2 separate regions of the Homo sapiens genome follow, and region 2 is linked to region 1. A link is an interaction called in ENCODE POLR2A ChIA-PET data of the cell type or tissue named here. Cell type or tissue: Panc1. All regions are shown on one strand.

Region 1 (5,000 bases):
TCCATCTGTCCACCCATCCATCCATCCCTCCATCATCCATCCACTCATCCATCCACCCACTCATCCATCCATCCACTCATCTATCAATGCATCCCTCCATCCATCCACCTACTCATCCATCCATCCACCCATCCATCCATCCCTCCATAATCCATCCATCCATCCACTCACCGTCCATCATCCATCCACCCACTCATCCATCCACCCACTCATCCATCCACCCACTCATCAATCCATCCACCCATCCATCCACCTATCCATCCATCCCTCCATCATCCACCCACCATCTATCATCCATCCACCCACTCATCCATCCACCCACTCATCCATCCATCCATCCATACATCCATCCACTCATCTATCAATGCATCCCTCCATCATCCATCCACCTACTCATCCATCCATCCCTCATCCATCCATCATCCATCCATCCACTCATCCCTCCATCATCCATCCACCTACTCATCCATCCATCATCCATCCATGCATTCATCCATTCACCATCCACCCACCCACGCATCTTCCCGTTCATCCATCCATACATCCCTCCATCGTGCATCCACCTATTCATCCATCTATCATTCATCCATGCACTTGTTCATCCATCCATCATCCACCCACCCACCCGTCTGCCCACTCATCCATCCATCCACTCCCCCATCCATCCATCCACCCACTTGTATATGCACTCATCCATCCACCCACACATCCTCTCAGCCACCATCAAGCCCGCATGTATTCACCAAGCCTCCACTCATCCCCCCATCTACCCATCCACCTGTCCATCCGTAGACACAAGCACAGATACACACATGCATTTACCTAACATTTACTGAAGGCTTTTTATGTGCCAGCCCTGCTCCAGGCACTGGGACTAGAGCAATACAGGATTAAACACTGTATTGCTTCATTATGTACCCACGATGTGCTGTTGGGCAAGTTATTTGAGCTGTCTTTGTCTGTTTCCCCAGCTGTAAAATGGTGATAATAATGGTGCCAACTCTGGAGGATCTCATGAGAATTAGGTGACTTTCCACATGGGAAGCACCAGGGCCTGCGTTGAGTCAAGTCCTCAACACGTGAACTGTGACTACAGCCCTAACTCCCTATTTCAGAAGACAGAAAACTAAGGCTCAAAGATTAAGTCACTTGCATAAGGCCTGGGAGTAAGGAAAGTGTGGAGCCGGGATTAGAACCTGGGTCTTCTTAATTCGGGCCCATGATCTTTTTTGTTTTGTTTTGTTTTGTTTTTAAGAGACAGAGTCTTGCTCTGTCGCCCAGGCTGGAGTGCAGTGGTGCGATCTCGGCTCACTGCAACCTCCACCTCCCAGTTCGAGCCATTCTCCTGCCTCAGCTTCTCAAGTAGCTGGGATTACAAGTGCGCACCACCACATCCAGCTAATTTTTGTATTTTTTAGTAGAGGTGGGGTTTCACTATATGTTGGCCAGGGTGTTCTCGAACTCCTGACCTCAAGTGATCCGCCGGCCTCGCCCTCCCAAAGTGTTGGGATTACAGGCGTGAGCCACTGCACACTGCCTTTTTTTTTTTTTTTTTTTTTTGAGACAGAGTCTCACTCTGTCACCTAGGCTGAAATGCGGTGGCACCATCTCAGCTCACTGCAACCCCCCCGCCCCAGTTCAAGCAATTCTCCTGCCTCAGCCTCCCGAGTAGCTGGGATTACAGGTGCACACCACCACGCCCAGCTATTTTTATTTTTAGTAGAGATGGGGTTTCATCATGTGGCCAGGCTGGTCTTGAACTCCTGACCTCAAGTGATCCTCCCACCTCGGCCTCCCAAAGTGTTGGGTTACAGGCGTGAGCCACCACGCCCGGCCCCCATTATCTTTCTTTTCTTTTTTTTTTCTTTTTGTTTTTGAGAGCAGTCTCGCTCTTGTCCCCCAGGTTTGAGTGCAATGGCTTGATCTTGACTCACTGCAAACTTCGCCTCTCAGGCTCAAATGATTCTCCTGCCTCTGCCTCCCAAGTAGCTGGGATTAAGGCGCCTGGCACCATACCCAGCTAATTTTTGTATTTTTTAGTAGAGACGAGGTTTCACCATATTGGCCAGGTTGGTCTTGAACTCCTGACCTCAGGTGATCCGCCTGCCTCGGCCTCCCAAAGTGCTGGGATTACAGGCGTGAGCCACAAGCCCGGCCTCCCCCATTATCTTTCTTAACTGCAGTGATCTACTGGCTCTAAAGGGTTTGTTGGTTGGGGAGGATTTGGATGTATGGAGGTAGAAGGAAAGTCTACTCCACTACAGGTAAGGGAACCTCAGGGGCAGAGGCGGGGACATGGGCAGGGAGGAGCTGGGGGTGTTTGTTTTGATCTGTATTAGAAAATGAGGCAGTCATGGTGGCTCACACCTCTAATCCCAGCAGTTTGGGAGGCTGAGACAGGAGGATCACTTAAGGCCAGGAGTTTGAGACCAGCCTGGGCAACATAGCAAGACCCCATCTTTTTTTTTTTTTTGAGACGGAGTCTTGCTCTGTTGCCCAGGCTGGAGTGCAGTGGCACGATCTTGGCTCACTGCAACCTCTGCCTCCCAGGTTCAAGTGATTCTCCTGCCTCAGCCTCCAGAGTAGCTGGGATCACAGGCACGCACCACCACGCCCGGCTAATCTTTGTATTTTTAGTAGAGACGGGGTTTCACCATATTGGCCAGGCTGGTCTCAAACTCCTGACTTCAGGTGATCCACCTGCCTCAGCCTCCCTAAGTGCTGGGATTACAGGTGTGACCCACTGCGCCTGGCCAGCAAGACCCCATCTTCAAAAAAAAAAAAAAAAGGCTGGGTGCGGTGGCTCATGCCTGTAATCCCAGCATTTAGAGAGGCCGAGACAGGTGGATCACCTGAGGTCAAGAGTTCAAGACCAGCCGGGCCAACAAAATGAAACACTGTCTTTACTAAAAATACAAAAATTAGGTGTGGTGGTGCGTACCTGTAATCCCAGCTACTCGGGAGGCTGAGGCACGAGAATCGCTTAATCGTTTGAACCTGGGAGGTGGAGGTTGCAGTGAGCCGAGATGGTGCCACTGCACTGCAGCCTGGGTGACAGAGTGAGACTCAGTCTCAAAAATAAATAAATAAAATAAAAGCCAGAAGAGGCAGTGCATGCCTGTGGTCCCAGCTACTCAGGAGGCTGGGGCGGGAGGTTCACTTGAGCCCAGGAGTTTGAGGCTACAGTGAGCCATGATCGTGCCCCTGCACTCTAGCCTGGGTGACAGAGCAACTCTGTCTCTAACAAAAAGAAAGAAAGAAAATGAATATGCGGCATTGGGAAGGAGAGATAGGGCCTCACGGGGAACGGAGGGGCTGGGACTTTATTCTGAGGGAGACATAAGCACACACACACACACACATGCACGCACTGTCCATGGCAACTATCTGTCCTGTGGAATGTGGCCCCCGCTAGCTCTTACTGTCCTCACATGTCACCTGTCCTGGCCTTCGCCCCAGCAGCTGAGGTTCACGGAGTTTTTCCTGGGCTGGGAGCGGGAGGAAGCTCGGGAGTCAGAGGACTCCCCATTTCCTGGAGGAAGTCCCTGATCTTGTTTGTATTCAAGAGAGTGAACGAGAGACAAAAGCAAAGATTGAGACAAAGAGAGAGGGAGACTGAGACAGACATCGGGAGAGACAGACGGGGCCAGGGAGAGAGAAAGAGAAAAAGAAACCAAATTCAAAGACACACGGAGACAGAGATAGACGCACAGAGAGGCAGATGGCCAGAACCCACCCCAGTCCCCCAGCACGTGTCCTGCCCCATCCAGCACCCACCCCGCCCCCCCTTGGCGAGTGGGGAGACAGGGACTCAGAGAGGTGCCGCAGCTCCCCACGGTGGCCCAGCAGGGCCAGCCCCCGCCTCCCCACCTTACCCGGTCACAGGGCCCCTTCTTCTCTAGAAAGCTCTCATAGTAGTGTGAAGGCAGGACACCCTTAGGCTTGGGGACACGGGGTGGCCTCAGGGCAGAGGCCATGACGGAGCCAGGGTCTTCCGCCTGGCCTCTCCTTCCAGTGGGTGCCCCAGCTGGGCCGGGAAGCTGAGAAACAGGTTTCAGGGGAGTTTCCTGTGTCAGCCCGTCAACTCCCTCCCCTGCCAGGGCTGGGCAGAGGCTGATCCCAGCAGGTCCAGTGATCCTAGGGAAATCCCCGCCTCTCCGGTGTGGAACTGAGAACAGAGAGAATGTATAAGTCTACTTGAATGGGAGAATAATCTTCGCTATATCTGCAAAGACAGAGACATGGTCTGTCTCTTTATTTATTTATTTATCTATTTTTCCTATTTTGAGACAGAGTTTCACTCTGTTGCCCAGGCTGGAGTAAAGTGGTATGATCTTGGCTCACTGCGACCTCTGCCTCCCGGGTTCAAGAGACTGCGCTGCCTCCCGGGTTCAGAGACTGAGTCCAAGCTCAGTCTCCTGACTAGCGTGGATTGCAGGTGACCGCCACCACGCCTGGCTAATTTTTGTATTTGTAGTAGAGACGAGGTTTCCCCATGTTGGCCCAGGCTGGTCTCGAACTCCTGACCCCAAGTTTTCTGCCCGCCTCAGCCTCCCAAAGTGCTGAGATTACAGGCATGAGCCACCACACCTGGCCCTTTCTCTTACTTTGATGGACCCTAATGATTACATTGGGCCCACCTGGATAATCCACGCTACTCTCCCTATTTTAAAGTCAGCTGACTAGCAACTTTAATTTCATCTGCAATTTTTCTTTTTTAGACGGTGTCTCATTCTGTTGTCGATGCTGGAGTGCAGTGGCACGATCATAGTTCACTGCAGCCCTGACCTCCCAATCTCAAGCGGTCCTCCTGCCTCAGCCACCCGAAGAGCTGGGACTATAGGTGGGCACCACCACACCCAGCTAATTTATTTTCCTTTTTTAAGGATGAGTTCTCACTATGTTGCCTAGGCTGGAGTACAGTGGGGCGATCATGACTCACTGTAGCCTCGACCTTACAGGCTCAAGTGATCCTCCAGCCTCAGCCTCCAGAGTAGGTG
Region 2 (5,000 bases), 380 kb before region 1:
CACTGCACTCCAGCCTGGGCAACAGGGCCAGACTCGCTCTCAAAAAAAAAAAAAAAAAAAAAAGCAAAAAAACTTCCTCCAGGGAGGATGGACAGGGTCGGGGCCCCTCTCTGAAACCACCTGTGAGCCCTAGCAGCTGAGCTGAGCCGCTCCCCCTCCAGGGCCACCTGCATGTGGCTCCAGACGGGGCAGGGGCTCCCACGTGGGACACAGCAGCATCCCGTAAGGCGCAAAGGGACAGGAAACGCTTCTGATCCACCTCAGCTGCCCAGAGCTTCCACCTCATTGCAATCAAAACACTCGGGGCAGCTGAGACCAAGATCCGGCAGCTCCCAGGACACCGTGAAGGTCTGCGAGGACCCCCGGTTTGTCCCCTCCTTCCTGAGCACAGCGGCAGGCATGGAACACAGAGAGAAACATGAACGCCGCGGAGGGCATATCCCCAGTGGCCAAGGGCTGGCTGTCCCCTGCCAAGGCCTGAGGCACACAACACCCGCGTATCTGGAAGCCAGTATTTTATTTCTCTTGGCTGCAGAGGGCCGCTCTTGCCTAGGCGTCCACAGGCGCGACGATGGGGCTCGCGGAGGAGTCCGCAGCAGGGCACCCCACACCCGGGGGACCGGCCTCGGCGAGAAGGGCACACAGTGGAAGACCCCACCAAGCCCGGCGCCACCCAGCAGCGTGGGGACTGCCTGTCCGCCGTCCATCCCACCCTCCCCGTCCCACGACCTCCTCCTGGGCTAATGGCAGCAACAGGCAGCACCCCGCCGAATTGTCCGTGCAACTACCCGCAAACCCTCCTCCGGGCCTGAACCAGGGCTGCATTCGGGCCGCCTCTGCGCCTCGGTGGGTCCCAACCCTCACGGTGCCACAGGCCACGCTGCCTGGAGGGTCCCAGGGTCACCGACGATGCAGGGGTGAAGGTGAAGGCCAGCGTGGAGGCTGTGTAGAGAAGCAGCCCCGTCCCACACCCACCCCTGCCTGCGAACTTACGGGCCTGGCTCCAGCTCCTCCCACTCCGCCTCCAGCCTGGTGGCGCTGGGCAAGGACAGGCACCCGGGCGATGGGAGGCGCAGCGTCCACAGGAAGCGCCCCCACCGCAGGCCGAGCTCCGGCTGTCCTGGGGCCTGGCCCACCCCACTGCGCCTAGCGCAGCCCGCACTCCACGCCCTGCAGCTTCTCCTGCTCCAGGGCGCGCACGAGGTCCTGCACGAAGCGCATCTCGGAGGCTACTTGCTTGGCCAGCGCCTCGTAGCGGTTCTCCAGGCGGCTGAAGCGGCGCTTGAGGCCGCTGGTCCCCAGCAGCGCGCCCTTGGCCTCCTCCTGCGCCTGCCGCTTGAGCGCCTCGGTCTTGAGCAGCTCCTGCCGTAGCCTCCGCAGGTCCTGGCCCAGGCTGTCGCTCTCCTCGCGGTACCAGGCCTCCTTCTCCTCGTAGATGGCGGCCAGCGCCTCCACGTCCTCGTGGCAGAGCCGCCGGCTGCGCTGCAGCTCGCGCAGGCCCTCCTCGGCGGCCGCCGCCTCCTCCAGCACCTTGGAGAAGCGCTCGAAGTCGGCGTAGCTGTTGTTGGGCGGCAAGCTGGAGTGCGACTTGATGGTGTACTCCTTCAGACGCGTGGTCTTCAGGCGCCGCCGCTCGGGCTTGCGGCCGCTGTCCTCACCACGCACGTTCCGCCGCCGGATCGCCTAGGAAGGAGGGAAGCCTGAGCGGGGTCCCCGCGATGCCACCCAGCCCCGCCAGCCCCCACCTGCCAGTGTGAACTGAGGTTCAGGGGCTCATCCGGCAGCAGAGTCAACGCCTCGTGACGGAGACTGCCCAGCCCGACGCAAAGCCGAGAGTGCTCTCTCGAGAAAAACGCTGCGGCCCTGGCCCCAGGAGTCAGCCCCGTTGGACACACACCAGCCAAGGATGCCACCAGGTCTGTCGGGTGCTGGACATCCCACGCCCAGGACCCAACCCCCGCCACACAGGCTCACTCCTCTGGGGACCCTCCCCAGCCACTGGGGGTTGTCACATCCACAAGCCTTAAATGCTGAAGGCCCCCCGGGACCCCAGCGAGAAGGCCAAGGCGGGAAGCCCAGGGAGCTCCCCCACCTCCCCACTTACCTTAATCCAGGAATGTTCCAGGCTCTGGGCAATGGTCATTCTCCGCCTGGAAGACCCCCGCTCTGGTTAGGTACACCTGCACCATCTGTCCCGTCCTCCCGTGAACAACTGACTCCCGGGACCCCCAAAAGCCCTAAAGTCGCCCCCCAGCCTCTGCTCAGCCAACCACAGAAGCTGAACAAGGGTACTGCAGGGAGCGTGGGGTTTTCTGGGGGGTGGTGGAGAGAGCTGAGACCTCAGGCTGGAGTCGCAAACCCAGGCGCCCGAGAGAGGGACTGGGCGGCCATGGAGGCCCGGGGAGGCCTACGAGTGAGGGCTCAGCACTGCCAGAATTCTAAGTGTTTACAGGAAAACAAGTGACCTGGAATTTTACATGGATCCTTACTTTACACACCGGCAACTAATTAAAAGTTTGCTAAAAACACAGCAAGCAGCCAGACACGGTGTCTCACGCCCGCAATCCCAGCACTTTGGGAGACCAAGGCAGGCAAATCACAAACCAAGGAGGTCAGGAGTTCAAGACAAGCCTGGGCAACATGGTGAAGCCCTGTCTCTACTAAAAATACAAAAATTAGCCAGGCGTGGTGGCGGGCGTCTATAATCCCAGCTACTTGGGAGGCTAACGCAGGAGAATAGCCTGAACCCGGGAGGCAGAGGCTGCAGTGAGCCGAGATCACGCCACTGCACTGCACTCCAGCCTGGGAGACAGAGCAAGACTCCGTCTCAAAAAAAAAGACTCCGTCTCAAAAAAAAAAAAAAAAAAAAACCATGGCAATGGCCAGCTTGGGCCACCAGTTTATCAGTTTACTCTCTCCAGCCCAAGGGGTAAGCAATGTCTGATCCCCAGCCGCAGGGAGGTGGCGCTGGGAGGAGAGTCCTCTGGAGCCTCCGTGGGTGGAGTGGGCCTGTGTCCCATGTCCCACCCCGTGCCCCCTGCCGGCCCCTCGTACTTGGGATCTTTGACGAGCAGCCGGCGAATGAAGTCCTTGGCCAGCTCGCTGGTGTTGCTGAAGTACTCCTCGTCGAAGTCGTAGTTCACGGCTGAGATGTTGGTGAGCGTCTCCTGCTTGGTCTCGCCCAGGAACGGGGATGCACCGCTCAGGCTGCGAGACAGGCGTGGGGGCTCAGTGGGGTCCTGGGCTCCCACCACGGCCGCGCCGCCTCTCCGGCTGCCCACGACAGGCGGAGCACAGAAGACAGGCTGACGGCAGGTGCCTGGGCCACTCACACTCCTGAGCCCTTAGAACCTTCCTGCAACGATCCCAGACACCACCCAAGAGGCATTCAAAATCCACCCCCCCACCCCGCCACTGACAGCAGCAGAAATGAACAGGCAGAAGTCTCCTTGGAGACTCGAAGTATCTGTGCAGACGCAGAGCCCGAAAGCCCCCAGTGCTCAGTAACGCCGAGGGGAGGGTAACTGCAGTGGGGAGCCCGAGCCAACACCTTAGCCAAAGGATCAAGGTCAACAGCCCGGCAGTGAGAGGCCCCAACAGCGTCTGCCTCCCAGCCTGACGCTGGGAGGGTGACACAGCATCATCCCTGGGGTTTTGAGCAGAGACACTGAAGCCCCGTCTGATCGTCTGATCGTGACAGCGCACGAGACTAAACGTGGACTCAGACGCCTTCTGCAAAACACCTGACCCGTGAGCACAAGTCAGGGTCAAGGTCATGAAAGCCAGACAGAGGAACAGCCTCAGACTGGAGGCGGCGAAGGAGCTGAATGGCTAAATGCCGTGTGGGGACCTCAGAGAGGACAGGAGTGGAAAACGGGGGTGTCTAACCACCTCTGGCACTTTAAATTTTTTAAATTTTTTAGAGACGGAGTCTCGCTCTGTCACCCAGGCTGGAGTGCAGTAGCGCGATCTCGGCTCACTGCAAACTCCATCTCCTGGGTTCATGCCATTCTCCTGCCTCAGCCTCCTGAGTAGCTGGGACTACAGGCACCCGCTGCCACACCCAGCTAATTTTTGTATTTTTAGTAGAGACATGGTTTCATCGTGTTAGCCAGGATGGTCTCAATGCCCTGACCTCGTGATCTGCCCTCCTCAGCCTCCCAAAGTGCTGAGATTACAGGCGTGAGCCATCGCACCCGGCCCATCTAGCACTTTTGTGATTAGCGTAGCACCAAGGCTAACGTCTTGGTGTTCATAACGTTCGTGTTCATGAAAAATGTAAACTGAAGGAGGAGGAAGCTGCAGGGGGCGTCTGTGCTGTTTCTGTTGCTCCTTTGTAAGTCTGAATTATCTGAACATTTAAAAAGAATACAAACGGTCTAGCCCATCTCCTGAAGCCTTTGGGTCCGCTCACGCACTACAGCGGGCTGGGCCCACGCCATTGTTTATTTCCTTGCTTACTGAATGAGCTATGCCCATTCAATATGGCTGGGCAACACAGTGAAACTCCACCTCTACAAAAACTTTTAAAAATTAGCCAGCTGGGCACGGTGGCTCACACCTGTCATCCCAGCATTCTGGGAGGCCAAGGCGGCCGGATCACTTGAGGTCTGGAGTTCAAGACCAGCCTGACCGAAATGGTGAAACATCGTCTCTACTAAAAATACAAATAATTAGCCAGGCATGGTGGCAGGCACCTGTAATCCCAGCTACTTGGGAGGCTGAGGCATGGGAATCACTTGAACCCGGGAGGCAGAGGTTGCAGTAAGCCTGAGCTGAGACGGGGCCTTGGCACTTCATCCAGCCTGGGCAACAAGAGCGAAACTCTGTCTCAAAAAAAAAAAAAAAAAAAAAAAAATTAGCCAGCTGGGTGCAGCGGCCCACGCCTGTAATCCCAGCACTTTGGGAAGCCGAGGCAGGCAGATCACCTGAGGTCAGGAGTTCAAAACCAGCCTTGATCAACATGGTGAAACCCCGTCTCTTCTAAAAATACAAAAATT

What was found. Peaks named below come from ENCODE experiments on the same cell type or tissue, not always from the same donor. Only the 100,000 strongest peaks of a DNase experiment are listed, where the experiment ranks them.
Region 2: POLR2A ChIA-PET joins it to region 1 with 10 read pairs; 3 of 35 experiments call an interaction of 5 or more read pairs at or near these places.

The regions. Positions count from the first base shown.
Region 1 is chr19:4,334,777-4,339,776 of GRCh38, forward strand. It overlaps STAP2 (signal transducing adaptor family member 2), which reads right to left and starts at 4,051. Exons shown (of 13, transcript NM_001013841.2): 1 at 3,876-4,051. The coding sequence starts at 3,977. In Panc1, no CTCF peak of the experiment used is centred here; no DNase peak of the experiment used is centred here; H3K4me3 peaks cover 1,308 bases; H3K27ac peaks cover 470 bases.
Region 2 is chr19:3,957,955-3,962,954 of GRCh38, forward strand. DAPK3 (death associated protein kinase 3) reads right to left here. Exons shown (of 9, transcript NM_001348.3): 7 at 3,055-3,207; 8 at 2,105-2,150; 9 at 499-1,683. The coding sequence ends at 1,147. It overlaps MIR637 (microRNA 637), which reads right to left and starts at 3,558; the gene lies at 3,460-3,558. In Panc1, no CTCF peak of the experiment used is centred here; no DNase peak of the experiment used is centred here.